2 separate regions of the Homo sapiens genome follow, and region 1 is linked to region 2. Evidence: read pairs that join two places in POLR2A ChIA-PET (ENCODE). Cell type or tissue: Caco-2. All regions are shown on one strand. Links, peaks and the distances in the headings refer to the core of each region. The heading gives the core; the rest is flanking DNA.

Region 1 (9,245 bases), core at 752-8,751, 370 kb after region 2:
TTGGAGATGTTTATTAGATATTCAAGTGGAGAGGCCGAGTTGGCAGCTGGATTAACGAGTATGAGGTGAGAGGGGACGTCTGAGCTAGAGATAACAGATTTGGATGACATCAGCATGTTGATGTTATCTGAAACCTTGGGACTAAATGAGATCATCTAGGAATAGAGGAGAAGGTCATCAGGAAAAGAGCTGCTTGGGGCATTCAATGTTCTGAGGTCCAAGAGAGGAGGAGGAGGAGGAGAAAGCCAGGTTTTCTAAGAGAAGTGGCCAGTGAAGCAGAAGGGAAACCAGGAGGTGAGGTAGTCCAGAACCTGGAGAAGAGAGTAGTTTAAAAAGGAAGGACTAGTCCACTGGCTCAAACTGCTGAGTGACTAATCTTATTTTAATATGTCTGTGTAAATATGGCAGTGCCTGTCTACATTGGTGGAGGGAATGTGCCTACCACATTGTAGAGGGCATTCCATAAATACTAACTTATCTTTCTTCCTCAAAACAGTCGCTGGGCTCCAGCCAGGCACTGCCAGGCACTGTGGTAGGCACTGAGCGAATCAGCAAGGAATGAGAAATAGATTATGAACTGATGAGCTCACAGTGACTTTAACCTTTGCAGATATTTGTCCTGGCATTGCAGAGTTTTATTTAGAACAGTGATTCTCAAGATGTGGTACTGCGATCAACAGACTCTGCAGAACCTGGGAACTCATTAAAAATGCAAATTCTAGGGCTTCACCCCAGACCTACTGAATCCCAGACTCTGGGGTTGAGGCCCAGGAACCTGAGTTTTAACAATCCCTGCAGGTGACTGATGCCGGCTGAAATTTGAGAACCACTGGTAAGGAGGAGAGCAGGCTGTCCTCTGCAGAGCTGTCATTTAAGCTCCATTTAAACATTATAGTCTCTAAAGAGAAAGTGTAAAACAGATGTAATGGTAGTATTGATCACTCTCTGTTTCATTTCTGAAGCCCATACTTGGTTATTTTGTCTTAAAGAGCATTTGACTCTACTTTTGGCTTCAGACTATGTGGAGCTATTTTTAAAAATTCGAGTTTATGTATTTCCACAACTAAGTATAACTGTTAAGGGCTTCTGAGAAAATCACCCAACTATGCAGATTGATCCCCACACACACATATAGGATAAATGTGTGCCTCTCAGCTGCACTGGACACCTAACACCGAGAGGCAAGCCATACTTCCCTTCTTAGGACTCCTTCACATTCTCCTTGTGGCTGTTTTGAACATTTCATTTGTCCATTTGCTTATCACTACCAATAAATCATCTTACTGCTTACTCTTCACAGATAAAATAAGTTATTGGAAAAACTTCCTGACACTAATCCAGAATATGTAACTAGCTCTATCACATCTTTCTGCTTTTGATCATGTTTAGATGAAGGAGACATAACTGCTCTAATCTGAGCATAAATTTACTGGGACCTCACCCTGCCCCACTTCTTTCTCCTGTATCTTAAATCCTTCACTGACCCTTAGTATCTTTCCTTTAATATTTAAATATGCTAAGATACTCTTTCATCTTAAAAGGCAACGCTAGATCTTACCCCAATTTCACATCATTTTTACGCAGCTATTGATCTCCACTTTTTATTTTATGCAGTAAAATTTCTAGCACTTGTCTATCTTGTTCCCTTTCTATCCCTATTAATCAGTGTGTCATTAGCTCATGGCAGGCACTCAACTAAGACCTGCTGAATAAAATGGCTAACTATACACCTTAAAAAAAACTTGAAAACACAGAAAGTTACTGAAAAACATATTTTGTGCAATCTCTTTACCCAAACAGACCATCACGGAAGTTTTAAATAGTTAACATCTTTATATTTGTATTCCTGGCTTTCAAAAGACAGATCACAGTTTGATGAAGTTTTAGAGAGAACACAGTAATATTTGGAGGCTGATTTCAAACCAATATTCAATTATTTGTGCAAATATTATTTAGAACAAGTGGAGGTAATTGAAATTCAAAGAAAATGCCTTTCCTGAAAACTGTGAATCATCATACCCAATCAAACTTTTATTGGAACAGCTAATAAGTAATACCATGCAAGGGAGGTTTATTTTTTTCTTCCTTGTCCCTGCCCAGCTATGTGGAACTAATAATCAAAATAATTAGCAACAAGAAGAGAAATATAATTAAGAGGACCTGGTAACAAACAAAACTATTGATTTCTTTTGAAGAAAAATGACACGGCATTCTTTCTCCAACTTTCTTTTAAAAGACATTTTGCAGGTGGCAAGAGACCAGCGAGACAACAAAGGAAAGAAGTTAACTAATGAATGAACAGCACTGGGGACATAGGATGTATATTCTGAAAGAGAAATACTATTTTCCTTAACAATATTCAAAGAAAATTATGATTATTTTGCTACTATGAAAGAGTTTACAAGGAAAAATTTGAAGATTGAAGTAGTTCAACTTTCCAGGTCAAACTATGCGAACTTCCATCTGCCAAATTTTACAGCAATTCTATTAAAAACAATATACTAGAAATCTCACTAATGATCATGTAGTCAATCAACACACCAATAATTGTCATCTGAAAAGAAATACAACTTTTAGTCATTCCTTCTTGAAGACTAAGTGGCAGAGAAAAACAGTGAGGTCTCCTACGGTTACCACTGGTTTTTGCAAAACGTTCTGTCACATTTTACTCAATTAGGCGTTGACTGAGTGTATTACACCGCTGACCCATTCTAGCCGTAGGAAAAGAATATTAAAGAGAAAAGGGTGCTTGTTCTCGAAACAAAATAGATATACACAGAAAGACAGTGGTTTAAGACCTTATTTGTAAAAGAGATCCAGAAAAAAGTAGAAGTACCTGTCCTTGCAGAAAAACTGTGGCCCAAGTTATAGCAGTTTCACGATTTCGGTCTATTCTTAAAAAAAATCCTACCAAAGAAATTAGCACAGATGCAGCTCTTCAGTATTTTATTTTAGTAGTGACTATCCACAGATTATGCAAAATCAAAATTAGGCCCTTAATAAGAGTGCCAGCTTCCTTCTGCCAACTATTCTATGTCTGTCAGCTTGCAGTTAAGGAGGCTCTAGCCAGCGATGATCCTTATATAATTTTTTAATGTGTTTCACGTAAAGGGCCTTTCTTGAATAGAATATGTAAAGGAAAAGACTCTAGGATTAAATACTTCTGATAAAGGGCCTTCTTAAGACTATCAGTCCTGTCTGTGTCTGTGTGTTAAGATGGAAAGCACACGAACAGAAGTCAGCAGATTTGTTGTGTTACGATGTGGGTGTTTAATCAGTGCTTAATACTAGTGGTAAGTTTGATTAATGTTTGTCTTTGTAGGTAAAGCAACAGAACACAGTTTTCCAGAGCAACATGAAGCAAACGTATTACAAAAATGAAAATGCAAAATTTAAGATGAGTTGACTACCATTGTACTCCTGCAATTTCCCTTGTCATCATTCTCTTCTTTCATATAAAAATATGATTTTATTGAATTTTATTTTGGCTAAATAATCAGAGTTTTAGTTTTAAATCTCATAGAGAATAAATGAGATGAATTCTTTGCATATTTTCAAACCTCGGAGTTCCATGACAATATGACAACTAGAAACAAAGGAAAAGAAAATAAAACAATTTCATCCCAGTATTCTTATTGAAGCCATTAGGATCAATTTTGTAGCACTAATAATAAAAAGCTCTCCAAAGAAAGAGAGCTTTGGTAATGAACCTTTGTACTTTAACTCAAATACACTGTCAAAAGCGATTTTACAACAAATGTGAGTGCTACAAATTACAGCAAATATATAATAGAAATGTGTGGGACATGAGAGAGAAATGTTGGCCTCATCAAGAAGTACATCTTCTAGAAAATCTAAAAAATAAAGAGAAACAAAGAAGATAAACATCTTGCCCCATATTAGACTGCAAAATAGTAATACAGTTTCACTCTTAGTTTTTAATCAATTAATTCTCAAACAGGTACTAAATTTAGAATGAAGGATATGTTATTACTAAATCATATTAGAGATATCTTGACATTAATATTAACATTAAAAATCTGGAAGCAAAAGGGTTTCTTCCCCCTAATTGAACTGAAATCCACTTTAATATCAACTGGGATTCAAGAATAAAATATAAGCCCCTGCCCTAGTTCTGAGGTCCCCATAGGAGCCCTGCATCCTGGGCCTATGAGGTCTGCTTCCACCCTTGTCTCTGGGCTAGGTATGCATTTATTTCCAGAAGTGGGAAATGCTGGAATAGAGATTTAAGGCCTAATCAAGCATTGAGACAGCTGGAACCACCTTCCAGTTTCACATCTGTCCCCCTCTAGCACCCCACATCTATTCCAGGTTATTGCAACCAAAGAACAGCTCCCTCTGCCTGCCTTCTTTCGGTAGCTACAGCACAACCTCAAGGTCGCTTTTCTCCACCCAGCTTTCAGTCTGTAGCATTGACCTAGAGAATGAACCAGACTCTGGCCTCTGGCAAGAACTTTGCAGTAAATTGTTGACCAGTTTGTGATGGTAGTTTCTATTATTTCTTTTCAGAGGTAGGAGTTCTTTTCATGCTAACTGCTTTCCATTAGTTTAGAATTAAGTCCTCTAAATCAGTGGCTTAACATTTTTTTTGACTGCTACCGATGGTAACAAATTTTACATCCTAACCAGTATATATACAGGGAAATACATACATAAGACATTTATAAAATGTATGCTAACATATATATGACATAATATCACATATGTGTGCATGTATACCTGAAACATGTTTTGTAAATAAGTCCAATGTATTTTGCCTATTCTATTCTTTTGTTTTTTCTAAAAAAGTATTGGTATGTGTAATTGACTGGTATGATGCACCCCCAAGTGTTTGCAGACTGCATTTTATATTGTTCCAAGACTTAACTTTTAAGACTCTTTTGTCCATCTATCCTTTGGTAAGCTAAGCTGTACTAAGGATAACATAGAGAAATATCAGTGTATCCAAAAAGAATTCCTGGCTGATGGTTTTGAAGAGTCACAGGGCAATAGGTTTAGAAAATCTTGTTCTCTAAATAGCAATAAAACTTAAACCTGGCAAATTCTTAAGTATCTTTCATTAAGCAATCCATGGAGTTTTATTTTAATAAGCATAATAATTTTCATGACAGCCTTAGTGAATATTGAGGGACAAGAAAAACTCAAAACCAGGGTTTTATGCAACTGTAAAGTGCTGGTCCAGTTGAGTAAGGGAGGATCCTGTGAATTAACTAAGGGAAGACTCTTTACTTGGGTTCTCATCAGGAGACCATGAATAGCTTTGGTCATTTAACGGTGTCCAACTAACAAGATAACAATCCTGTAATGTGTAAGGTTTCAGTTTTCAAGGATATAACTAAAGAAGTGTTTTCAATTAAAATATTACAGTTTACCTTGTTTTTAAATTTTTTATGAGTTTATAAACTATATAATACCTCTTATAAAAAATACAACACCTCAAGGCCTATATAAAAAAAAATTATATCACTAGGCCGGGCATGGTGGCTCATGCCTGTTATCCCAGCATTTCTGGAGGCCAAGGTTGGAGGATCACTTGAAGCCCGGAGTTCGAGACCAGCCTGGGCAACATGGCAAAATTCCGTCTCTATTTAAAAATAATTTTAAAAAATTATATCTATCTATATCAGTTTATATATAACTCTCCCTAGTCCTCTGGTTGATTCATTCTGTCTTTTCTGTCTTCAGTTATTTATATTCAAACATGTTTCCTTGGTGTGTTTGAGGCAGTTGAGTCACACACACACACACTCTCTCTCTCTCTCTTTCTTTCTTTCTCATAGTTTTAGAATTATACAGTGTTTGGGATATAGATAAGTAGATCTGTGGGAACCTGATTATTAAGTGACTAGATTCAGTCCCTGGCATCCGATAGTCCTAACTAATCTATTTTTTAAGAAGCAACTATTGAGCACCACTGTCCACGTAGGAACTTTGTTATGTTGAGCTCTCAGCTTTCCTGAGACTCCTGTGACACCATCACAGCAACATGACACCTCAGGGAGGGAGGTTTGGGCAAATCACACTAGCTCCCCCTGCCCTGGCCAGCAACACTGAGAGGCAGATGGGCGGGGAGGTGCCTATCCCTAGCCTGAAGCCAAAAGACTTTCTTTTCTGTTCCCCAATCTGTGTTTAGAGACCCAAAGAATAAGCCCATAGGGCAGAGGACTTTTATTCTAAAAGAGGCTCTATTCTACATTAATTAGGCTTCAGACTCCAAAAGGATAACAAGCGTGAGCTCAAGTAAGCAAAGCCTTTTTGCTGCAGGGTGTTGTGTCTAATAGCTAATTTAAAAATATCAACAAATCACTGTCCAAAGAAACTTAATTCTGGGACTATTAAGGTATTATCATCTGCTTGTTTTTATTCAAGTTGAGTAATCCAATCTTTATTGAATACTTACAATGTACAAAATAATTTCCTAGATTCTATAAGGAACACAGAAACTAAGATGGTCCTACCTTCAGGCTGCTGCTATCTAATTAGAAAAAAACCATTTTCAGTAAAAGAGAATAGTCAGAATAGCCATAGCCAAAAAAAAAAAAAAAAAAAGTCAATACATTTGCTTTTAATCAGGTTGTAAGATTTATCTGGAGCCAATGACAAATAATAAGCTACTAGTCATTTCCGTCCTGGAAGCTGCAATTCATCTCAGTTTGTATGAGCTCCGTCACCTTTGTGCTCCTGTTACTCCTGGTTTGGGACTCAATTTCACTTCAGGAGGGGAGTGGTGGAGTATATGGTTCCTGCTTAGGCTTTAGGAGCCAGGGACTTCCCTATTTCACCTGTGGTTCCTGTGTGAGCATCCCCTAGGGAACATGCTGGAAGGATTCTAACTCGACTACATTTCTTCTGCCAGTGTTGTTGGCAGGCCAACTGAGAGTCTTTTCCAAATTGCCTGCCAATTTTTTTCCCTCAATTTTAGATAATTTTATTCTTTCTGAAACCTGACAAACTAAATCTAGGCTAGAAAGTTCCGGGGAAGGCCCAGGGCTCGGGATCCATGTTAACCAGCTGAGGGTTCACAAGGAAAACACAGGAGAAGATAATACTGTAGAGTCATGCACAGTTGAACAATGAGGATATGTTCTGAGAACATGTGCTGCTGTTGTCCTTGTGTGAATGCAGAGTGGACTTAGATGGACCTAGACGGCATAGCCTACCACACTCTCAGGCTATATGCTAGAGCCCATCGCTCCTAGGCTACAGATCTGCACAGCACGTGACTGTCCTGAATACTGTAGGCAATTGTAACACCGTGGGAAGTATTTGTGTATCTAACCTATCTAAACATAGAAAAGGCACAGTAAAGACACTTTTTATTTTTTTTTTTTTTGAGAAGGAGTCTCACTCCCTCGCCAGGCTGGAGTGCAGTGGCGCAATCTCGGCTCACTGCAACCTCCGCCTCCTGGGTTCAAGTGAGTCCCCTGCCTCAGCCTCCCGAGTAGCTGGGATCACAGGTGCCCACCACGACACCTGGCTAATTTTTTTGTATTTTAGTAGAGACTGGGTTTCACCATGTTGGCCAGGATAGTCTCAATCTCCTGATCTCGAAAACACATTATTATAATCTTATGGGACCACCGTCCTACAGGCAATTCATCCGTGACCTAAATGTAGTTGTATTGCATGTGTGACTGTATTAAGATCTTTTAATTCAGGGCTTTTAAATATTTTCAAAAGAACTTTTAACTTCCTAAGGGAAGCTTCAGATTTCAATAGTTCTTCACACAAAAAGATCTCACTTTCTGAGGAGAGAAAAAGTCCAGCTTTTCCATGAATATATCATGGGTTTGCTTCACTCTCAGCATGGCCACTGTTTGCTTTTCTTCTTTACTGGACTAATTGCCCTGGTGTTCCTGCTTTGGTTAAAAGTGAAACATAAAGAACTTATTATTAATCAGGTAAATGGGAGTATGACATTGAAAACATTCAATGTCAAAAGACCTAACATAAAAAGGAGGTTTTAGGTGATTGAAACAGGGAAGAGGACAGTATAAGACTCACACCGATGAGTAGTATTTTACAATTTATAAATAAAAAATATAAAAGCAATACATAGCATGGAATATTATTCAGTCTTACATAGGTAGGAAATCCTGTCATATAGTACAACATGGATAAACCTTGAGGACATAAAAAAAAAATAAAAATAAAAATTAATCAGTCTCAAAAAGGCAAATCCTGTATGATTCTACTTATATGAGGTAACTAAAGTAGTCAAATTCGTAGACACAGAAAGTGGAATGGTGATTGCCAGGGGCTGGGCAAGGGGAAATAAATGGGGAGTTGTTATTTAATGGGTACAGAGTTTCAGTTTTGCAAGATGAAGATTTCTGGAGATCTGTTGCACCACAATGTGAAGGTACTTAACACTATTGAACTGTACACTCAAAGAAAGTAAGGATGGTTACTTTTATGTGTTTTTTAATTACAATTAAAAATAAAAATTATATATATAAATACATATGCAAAACAAACACTTCATACAACTCACTAACAAAACAAACATCCCCATCAAAAATGGGCAAGGAAATTGAATGGACCTTTCTCCAAACAGGATATGCAAGTGGCCCATCAATACATGAAAAGATGTTCAACATCACTAATCATTAGGGCAACGCAAATCAAAACCACAGTGAGATACCGCTTCACACCTGTTAGGATGGTTATTATTGAAAGAAACAGAAAGTGAGTGTTGGCAAAGATGTGGAGAAATTGGAACCCTTGAACGCACTCACTGTGGAAAATGGCTTGGTGGTTGTTAAAAAAATTAAACACAGAATTACCGTATGATCCAGCAATCCCACTATGGGTATATACTGCAAAAAATAGAAACTAGGGACTCAAACAGATATTGGTACACCCATGCTCATGGCAGCATTATTTACAGTAGCCAAAAAGTGAAGCAACCCAAGTGCCCTAAGAAGAATGAATGGATACAAAATGTGATGTACATATAGAATAGAATATTATTTAGCCTTAAAAAGCCAGGAAATTCTGACACATCCTACGACATGGATGAACCTCAAAGACATTGTGCAAAGTGAAATAAGCCAGTCACAAAAACACAAATATTGTATAATTTAATTTACATGAGGTACCTAGAGAAATCAAATTCATAGAGTCAGAAAGTAGAATAGTGGTTACCATGGCCTGGGGGAGAGGGAATGGGAAGTCAGTGTTTAAGGGGTGCAGAGTTTCCACTTGGGAAGACGAACAGGTTC
Region 2 (9,245 bases), core at 308-8,307:
AATTTGTCTGCAGGGAGAGGTGGCATCACCGCACTGTAAATAGTTTCCGAGGTCAAGTTTGGCTAGTGGCTTTTAGAATTGGGGCAGAAGGATGCCATCCTACTCCCACCTTCAGAGGCATCTCAGGTTCTGGAGCTCTGTGCTAACTAAGCCCACCTGTGGAGGGTGGCAATGGAGTGGTGACAGGCGTGCAAGGTTTCACGTCTTTAAAGAAAAGACAGCTCCAAGGACAGAGAGTTTTTTGTTGTTTGTTTTGTTTTTTGAGACAGTCTCACTCTGTTGTCAGGCTAGAGTGTAGTGGCGCGATCTCGGCTCACTGCAACCTCCACCTCCCGGGTTCAAGCGATTCCCCTGCCTCAGCCTCCCGAGTAGCTGGGACTACAGGAGGCGCCACCACGCCCGGCTAATTTTGGTATTTTTAGTAGAGATGTAGTTTCACCATGTGGGCCAGGATGGTCTCGATCTCTTGACCTTGTGATCCGCCCACCTCGGCCTCCCAAAATGTTGGGATTACAGGCGTGAGCCACCATTCCCAGCCAATTTTTTTTTTTTTTTTAAAGAGACAGGGTCTCGCTCTGTTGCCAGGGCTGGAGTGCAGTGGTGTGATCATGGCTCACTACATCCTCTAACTCCTGGGCTCAAGCGAACCTCCCACTTTAGCCTCCGGAACAGCTGGAACCACAAGCGCACACCACCACATCCAGCTAAGTTTTAAAAAACTGTTTGTAAAGACAGGGTCTCACTATGTTGCCCAGGGTCAAGGTCAGATTTGTTAATCCTTCTGACATTGTCTCCTGTTGGAGTTCTGGATGTTCATTAGTTCATCACCATGCATGTGATTCACACACTGTACTCAGAAACATTCTTTTTTCTTGTTTTTGTTTTTTTATGAGACGGAGTTTCTCTCTTGTCACCCAGGCTGGAGTGCAATGGCACGCACGATCTCGGCTCACTGCAACCTCCACCTCCCCGGTTCAAGCAATTCTCCTGCCTCAGCCTCCCGAGTAGTGCCACCACTCCCAGCTTATTTTTGTATTAGTAGAGACGGGGTTTCACCATGTTGGCCAGGCTGGTCTCGAACCCCGGACCTCAGGTGATCCACCTGCCTCGGCCTCCCAAAGTGCTGGGATTACAGGCATGAGCCACCGTGCCTGGCCAGAAACATTCTTTTTATTCGTTTTTATTATAATTGTAGTAAGGGCCCTGGTAGGGGATTTGAACTGTTTCTTTCCACAGTGTGGAATGATGTCTATATACATTACAGAATGGAGATATAGATATCTATAGAGATCTATAGATATCTATAGAGATCTATATAGATATCTATAGCTATATAGATATAGAGATATAGATATATATAGATATATAGATATATATAGATATATAGATATATATAGATATATAGATATATATAGATATATAGATATATAGATATATATAGATATATAGATATATATAGATATATATAGATATATAGATATATATAGATATATAGATATATAGATAGATATATAGATATATATAGATATATAGATAGATATAGATATATATAGATATATAGATAGATATATAGATATATATAGATATATAGATAGATATATAGATATAGATATATAGATATATAGATATAGATAGATATATAGATATATAGATATAGAGATAAAGATATAGATAGATATATAGATATATAGATATATAGATAGATATATAGATATATATATTTTTTGAGACAGAGTCTCACCCTGTGGCTCAGGCTAGAGTGCAGTGATGTGATCTCAGCTCACTGCAACCTCCACTTCCCGGGCTAAAGCAATTCTCCCACCTCAGCCACCCAAGTAGCTGGGATTACAGGCACCTGCCACCATGCCAGCTATCTTTTGTATTTTTAGTAGAGATGGGGTTTCACCATGTTGATCAGGCTGGTCTCGAACTCCTGACCTCAAGCAATCCACCCGCCTCGGCCTCCCAAAATGCTGGGTTTACAGGTGTGAGCCACTGCGCCTGGCCCAGAATGGAGTAATCTGATGTGGTCTTACAGATAAACACTTCACATATGCAAGGGTGTGTGTGTGTGTGTGTGTGTGTTTTAACTCATCTTTTCCATTCTCTTCCCAACCCCTCCTTTCCCATCTGCTACCCTCAGGCTACAGTTCGACTTCACAGATAGAAAAATAAAACCTACGGCTGGGCATGGTGGTTCACGCCTATAATCCCAGCACTTTGGGAGGCCGAGGTGGGCCAATCGTTTGAGGTCGGGAATTTGAGACCAGCCTGACCAACATGGTGAAACCCTGTCTCTACCAAAAATACAAATAAATTAGCCGGTCATGGTGGCCTGCCCCAGTAATCCCAGCTACTTGGGAGGCTGAGGCAGGAGAATCGCTTGAACCAAGGAAGCGGAGGTTGCAGCAAGCCCAGATCACGCCACTGCACTCCAGCCTGGGTGACAGAGCGAGACTCCATCTCGGAAAAAAAAAAAAATTAGCTGGGCGTGGTGGCGAGTACCTGTAATCCCAGCTACTCAGGAGGCTGAGGCAGGCGAATCGCTTGAACCCGGGAAGCGGAGATTGCAGTGAGTGGAGATCGGGCCACTGCACTCCAGCCTGGGCTACAGTGCGAGACTCCTTCTCAAATGAATGAATAAATAAATAAATAAAACATATGATTTACCTTGGCCCACTATAATTTTGCACTACAGGGTGGCAGCTCCGTGCTATGTACAAGCCGGGTGCCGCGCAGCTTTGATGCTGCCCAGGACACTGACCTAAAAGTGTGTCTGCAAGTACTCTCACCCTTCATTCATTCAAGCTTTGCCTAGTACACACTTTTTGGAAACCATTTCCCAAAATGCATGCTTTTATACCACATTTCCCACCCACCAGATAACCGAGACAGTGCACGTAACACAGTTTGAATTAAAGAATAATCTTGTTTTGGCCGGGCGCGGTGGCTCACGCCTGTCATCCCAGCAATTTGGGAGGCCGAGGCGGGCGGATCACGAGGTCAGGAGATCGAGACCATCCTGGCTAAGACAGTGAAACCCCGTCTCTGCTAAAAATACAAAAAATTAGCCGGGCGTGGTGGCGGGCGCCTGTAGTCCCAGCTACTCGGGAGGCTGAGGCAGGAGAATGGCGTGAACCCGGGAGGCGGAGCTTGCAGGGAGCCGAGATCGCGCCACCGCACTCCAGCCTGGGCGACAGAGCGAGACTCCGTCCAAAAAAAAAAAAAAAAAAAAAAACAAAGAAACTTGTGTTGGTAGACAAATAAATTCATGAACTGCAGATATAAATAGATCGAGCACTAGATATGTTTATTATCTCCAGCACAGCACTGCCTCCTGGTGCGGATTATATTCCAGTTTTCAAAAGGAACCATAGAAGATACAAGCAATACGATTTTATTTTGGAGGGATTTCTAGCATCATAGGTCAAAGACGTTATTAAGTATCGACTCTGAAAAAGCAACTATAAATACTGCAAATCGACTAAGCCAGAGGACGCAAATATATCCTGCGTGTTGTGTGCTGGACTGTGGTTGAGACTTCATGGTCGTGCTCTGGGCTCATGGGGGCAGCTGACTGCTCATAATTAAGATTGCTGTTGCCGCTGCCTGTGTTCCAAAGAGAACACAAGAGGACAGAGCTAAGGTGTAGGAATGCGGAAGAACTTGCAGAAACTAGAGCTAGTCTTCGGATTGAAATGAATTACCAATAAAGGGTTGGGAAATGGATCAAGGAGAGGGAAGCGTTTTGATGGTCCCTGCTCCGAGGTTCAGCCCATTTGCAGTTGCTGATAACCTTGTCAGGTCACCAGATAAAGGCAAGTCTTGTCACCCTCAGGCACCTGGCTGCGAAGTAATAAAACGGTTGCCTTATCATCTAAAGGTGGAGTGAGTCAAACCTCAGCCCAGGGTAATTATAGTAAACTGAAATTGCCTGTCCTTTACAAAAAAAAAGGCGGAGGGAGAGAGAAAGGAAAAGGGCTTAAGGCAGGAAATTGTGTTTGTCTTTCTCCTTGGATTTAAAAAAGAAACGAGCAAAACAGCAAAAAGTTTTCCAGGGAGTGAGAAAAGCAGCCCGGCTAGACTCCCCTCACCCTGGGTTAACAGGATTGCCGACAGATCAGGCCCACGTGATGGTCAAGAAAAGAGGCTCAAGCTGATGAAAATCCAAGAAATCTTCTTAGGAGCCTTCCTTTCTAAATGTAAATGACTGAGTCATTGCTTTGCTAAGGAGGGAAGGAAGTTACAATCACACCAAGTGACTCATTCATTGCTGTTAGCTCCGGCAGTTGGATGAAAAGTTTTAGCAAAAGCAGCAACAAATGTACTTTAAATACTAGCACAGTAAGGGAATTCCTGTCTTTCAGGATGAATGCCATCCACACAAAAGAGCTCCTGTTGACATCTCATTTACAATCTCCCCCAGGACACAGACAAGACCCTTTCAATAAATCCAGCTCAGAAACACCTATTGTTCAAAATCTTCAACTCGCCACAGGCTACCACCACTCCCTATGGCTTTGCAAAATTAAAGATTTAGAAGAAGGATGGGGCGGTGGAAGCTATGAAAAGAGGCAGGAAAAAAGTTCCTTTGACCCGATGCTGTCAGAGAGCGTGCATGAAGAAGAAAGTTAATGGTATTTCCATTTATATAAGAAGCGCCTAAGAAATGCCTGTGACGTTCGTGAACTAGTGATTGTGAATTCCAAATTTGATGCCAACTTTATGTGTAAAGAAGCTAACTCCTGCCAACATCGTGGCTGAATGAACAGCTGGGACTATGCTTAACCCATTCCCAGCTTATAAAAGCCCCATGGCAGCTGCAGTGAAGCATCAGGTGAGTCTGATATGGGCTGTCTGTTCCCTCGGGGATTTGAATCTTGCCTGTCCTTTCCAAGTGGAGTCTTGTGCCTAAGTGCTAGAGCCCACTCCTTCCTCCCCACTGATTCCCTTCTTTCCATTTCTGCCATTTCCCTTCTTCTTTTAATAAAACTTGGACATTTTCTGGAGTTACATGTTTTTCTTGGGATGTACTTCAAATTAAGGAGCATATTTATGTTTACAAACACACGCACACGCACACACACACACACATACACACAAAAGAATCGGGCATTTCTCAAGTGGTGATACCTTTACCCTCCTTATTTTTCACTTAAGGTTCCCCATCTCAGTACACGATCCCTTTATCTGCCCCGAGTTCAAGCCAAAACTCAGCATTATCTGTAAGCACTCCTTTGGGTCCTTCTCTCCAGTCTCTTAAATCCCTGTGGAGTCATTCCACATCCTTCTGTGCATCTTTCTGCTTCCCTAGATCCTACAGTTTTAATGTTATCTTCTGGAGTATCACAGCAACTTCCTTAACTCAAGGTTTCTCCAACTCTGAGTTGTCACTTAGTGGGTAGTGAAATAAGATGAGTCATGCAGTTTCACCATTTAGAAAATGCAAAATGTTAGGTAGAAAATGTCAGCGTACATCCTGTGTAGAAAAAGTAAGTCTTGTTGTGAAACCTCTTTCAGTTTGTGTGTGCGTGTCCCCGGATCTGTGTACATACTGGGCAACAGGGAAAATGCATTTTGTAGGTCAAAATATTTGGAGAAATACGTTTCTACTTAGTCTCACTGGGTCTGTCTTTTCTGTTTCCAAACTATTGTGTACACTTAGAGGAAGAGTGGAAACCCTCCAGCAGGTCCTGTCAGTCTGCAGTTTACAAATCTCCCCTCAGGATAAGAGTTCCTATTCACCCTTTTCAGGTCTCAGAATTCTGCCTCCTCCTGACCACTTTTCCTTTAGTTATTCAACCCATCAAGTTCCCTGGGTTTGCATGTGCAATCGATTCCTCGTTAGGGATATTCTTTCCTCTGGTTTTTCCTTCAGATACGAGCTTACGTTCGACCTCTTCCAAGAAGACGTCAGGAATGTCCTTCTGAATGCCTTTCCTAGTTCTCATGAGAACACAGCAGTTTTTAATCAGGCAGAGCACTTATTACATTATAATTATCTTCTTGGTTCCCAACTGAACTTTTAAGTTCCAAGTGGGCAGTCAGTAAATATTTCTTGGTGCATCAAATGCTCCACATTTTACACAGTTAACGTTTGCTGCCTACAAACCAATTTGGATAGTTACTTTAAAGTATCTTATCTCTAGTTCTCAAAGCTTTAGTTTCCTTTAACACTTAAGTATCTCTTGCATATTTTCTTTTCAAACACTGCTTCGTTAATTTGCAAATTCATTGGACTCCTTTCCTTAAAAATCAAAATAATAAAACTTCAAGAAAGCTGTTGTGACTTCTGGCCTCTCTGAATGTCAGATCTGTAAACAGGAAGGGCAGAACTCTGATCTCTAAAATCCTCTCCAGTCCACTACTCTGACCCTCTAACTTGAGCTTTCTCCAGAGAGGTTAAGTGACTTTTCCAAGGTCACGGAGCTTTTTAGCGGCAGGAGATTTTTTTTGCCTGTCTATAGATTTTTAAAAGCTAGCCGTAAACAAAAACCAAAAAGTTTACCGAGGACACTGAGTGCCACTAACAAGTTTGTGTGAAAGAGAATTCATGAAGAAATAGGAGACTTCAAACAAAACACTAAAATCAACAACAACCATAATGGATTCCTGCCTAGGCAGGTCGGGACATTAAGAAAAAAAAAGGTCTCGCTGTGGTTTGCTATTAGATGGAGAGATATTCAGATTTCATTTTTAAAATGAAAGTGAAAGATTAAAGAATTTTGGCATCCTGACCCTTTGTAGAGGCCATTCCTCAGAGGCACAGTGTGCAGACAAAACTATCCTAGAGGTGCCAACCAGAACAAGCTCTAATGTCTGTCTCATTCCTGAGCCTTGGTGCCTTGACGAGTCACCACGCTCAGGAAGAAAGCTGCAACTCGCCAGGATGAAACTGGGCCCCGCTTCTTAGAACCCTTCCCCGCTTCCTTCCCCTGCCAGAACCACACTAAAGAATTCGCTGCTCTCAAAGACAGACGTTTTCATTACTTCCTTACATTATAGAGTTTGGGCTTAGATAACCAGTTGTATGAGTAGTAAGTCAAACAGAAATACAACAGCAATAATACTTATTTCTTTCCCTAATTGTAATATGTTGTACTTCATAAGCCATCATATGCATTTGTTGCTTTTCCCCCTTCTACACTGACCAGTAGTTTTGCTTTGTTTGACAGAAAAGTATAGTAAGAAGAAACTGAATTTGAAGTGGATTCTTACAAAGGAAAAAGAAAATCACTATTGTAACTATACCAAATTACTATGTATGTGAGCTCCCAGCTTTGACATCAAGTCGTTACAGCCACGTAATGGGATTACGGGTGATTTTTACTTTATTCTTTGGGCTTCTCTGAATTTTCCTATATTTTGAAAAAGCACCTGCATTATTTTGTAATTATAAAAAAGTATAAATAAGAATTATACACACTATTATTTCTTCACTGCTATGACATGACTAGATTACAATTTTTTTCTTTTTGAGATGACTTTCGGTCTTGTTTCCCAGGCTGGAGTGCAGTGGCACGACCTCGGCTCATTGCAACCTCCACCTCCCGGGTTCAAGCAATTCTCCTGCCTCAGCCTCCCCAGTAGCTGGGATTACAGGCACCTGCCACCACACCTGGCTAATTTTAGTAGAGAAGGGGTTTCGCCAAGCTGGCCAGGCTGGTCTCGAACTCCTGACTTCAGGTGATTGATCCACCTGCCTCGGCCTCCCAGAGTGCTGGGATTAGAGGCATGAGCCATCGCGCCTGGCCTAGATTATGGAATTTTTGTATTACCATGTATGTTGCCGTGTAATTTTTGTTTTGAACCTTTTTTATTTTTCTTTTAATTCCTTTGAGACAGGATCTTGTTCTGTTACCCAGGCTCACTGCAACAAGGTGATTTTCCCGCCTCAGCCTCCAGAGTAGCTGGACTACAGGCCGGTGCCACCACACCCAGATAATATTTTATATTTTTTGTAGAAATGGGGTTTTGTTTTGTTGCCCAGGCTGGTCTTGAGCTCCTGGGCTCAAGCGATCCACCCTCCTCAGCCTCCCAAAATACTGGGATTACAGGCATAAGCCACTGCACCCGGCCTTGAGCATTTGTTTTTTGAAGGAAATTTTATATGATTACCACATAAAAAAGGAATACTAAAAATCTAACATTATTTGATATCTCACTGTCTTTGAAAACTTAAGGAACATGGACCCATACAAGGCAGCCAAATATTGGCCGGTAACTCCTTTACAACTGGGCTGCAGCATATTTTATTACCTTCTCCTGACAATTTCTTATCTGGCTGCTTATCATTTCCAGAACATACCATCCTTTTGCATGCCTTTACGCCAGTGGCAAACATGGTTGTTTGCCTCCTCATAACCATTCTCTCTATCCTGCTTGCTAATGAGACCCCAGTACTGTTGATCTTTTCCACACAGCTGTGAGTTTTAGGGGTGGCTAAGCCCCTCCCTACACGTGGAGGCTGAATCTTCACCAGACTACCAGACAAAGAGATGAGAAGGGAGGTTGGATGGGAATGTTCTGGGAAAGTTTACCTCACTATTTAAAGCCACCCAAGTCAGGGACATCCTTTTTCTTCCTCTGGACTTTGTCATCTGCAAGGGATGCTGGAACTGTGGCTGCCATCGGGGGACCACAGAAAGTACTGGCCTAAGAAGACCAGCTCAGCTGGGCGTGGTGGCCTGTAATCCCAGCATTTTGGGAGGATGCGGGCAGATCATGTGAAGTCGGGAGTTCAAGACCAGCCTGACCAACATGGAGAAGCCCTGTCTCTACTAAAAATACAAAATTAGCCGGGTGTGGTGGCGCATGCCTGTAATTCTAGCTACTGGGGAGGCTGAGGCAGGAGAATTGCCTGAATCCGAGAGGTGGAGGTTACAGTGAGCGGAGAGGGCGCCACTGCACTCCCGTCTGGGCCAATGAGAGTGAAACTCCATCTCAAAAAAAAAAAAAGATGAGCTCACACTGGGGATGACGGGTGGAAGAAAGGCCAGCTGTAATGAACTTGCTGGTTTTGGTAAATTCATTGCCTTACCCTTGGACCTGGTATTGTTTGAGAAAATAAATTATTTTGCCATCTTAGTCACTTTGATTTTATTTTTTAAGTTGTATTTGTTTGCTTATTGATTTGATTGGCTTGGCACTTATGCAGTGACTTTGTAGATGCTGTCTATGTGTTGGGGCTCAGAACATAATGCCCTAAAATATGGTGACTTGGCAATTGAGAAAACTGAAGGAGC

Evidence for each region. ChIA-PET counts read pairs that join two places held together with the same protein. Peaks named below come from ENCODE experiments on the same cell type or tissue, not always from the same donor. Only the 100,000 strongest peaks of a DNase experiment are listed, where the experiment ranks them.
Region 1: POLR2A ChIA-PET joins it to region 2 with 10 read pairs; 3 of 35 experiments call an interaction of 5 or more read pairs at or near these places.

The regions. Positions count from the first base shown.
Region 1 is chr18:3,966,740-3,975,984 of GRCh38, forward strand. The region is part of intron 3 of DLGAP1 (DLG associated protein 1); the gene reads right to left. The region is part of intron 1 of DLGAP1-AS4 (DLGAP1 antisense RNA 4); the gene reads left to right. Among named protein-coding and RNA genes, the nearest start is that of DLGAP1-AS4, 9.0 kb to the left of the region's middle. In Caco-2, for the core only: no CTCF peak of the experiment used is centred there; no DNase peak of the experiment used is centred there.
Region 2 is chr18:3,599,379-3,608,623 of GRCh38, forward strand. All of the region lies in intron 7 of DLGAP1 (DLG associated protein 1), which reads right to left. DLGAP1-AS2 (DLGAP1 antisense RNA 2) reads left to right here and starts at 4,359. Exons shown (of 3, transcript NR_119377.1): 1 at 4,359-4,837; 2 at 7,176-7,262. RefSeq lists enhancers at 2,585-3,379, 3,380-4,174, 3,950-5,149, 4,175-4,968, 5,346-5,415 and 1 more. In Caco-2, for the core only: no CTCF peak of the experiment used is centred there; DNase peaks (open chromatin) are centred at 3,743, 4,842, 5,551 and 5,768; H3K4me3 peaks cover 3,554 bases.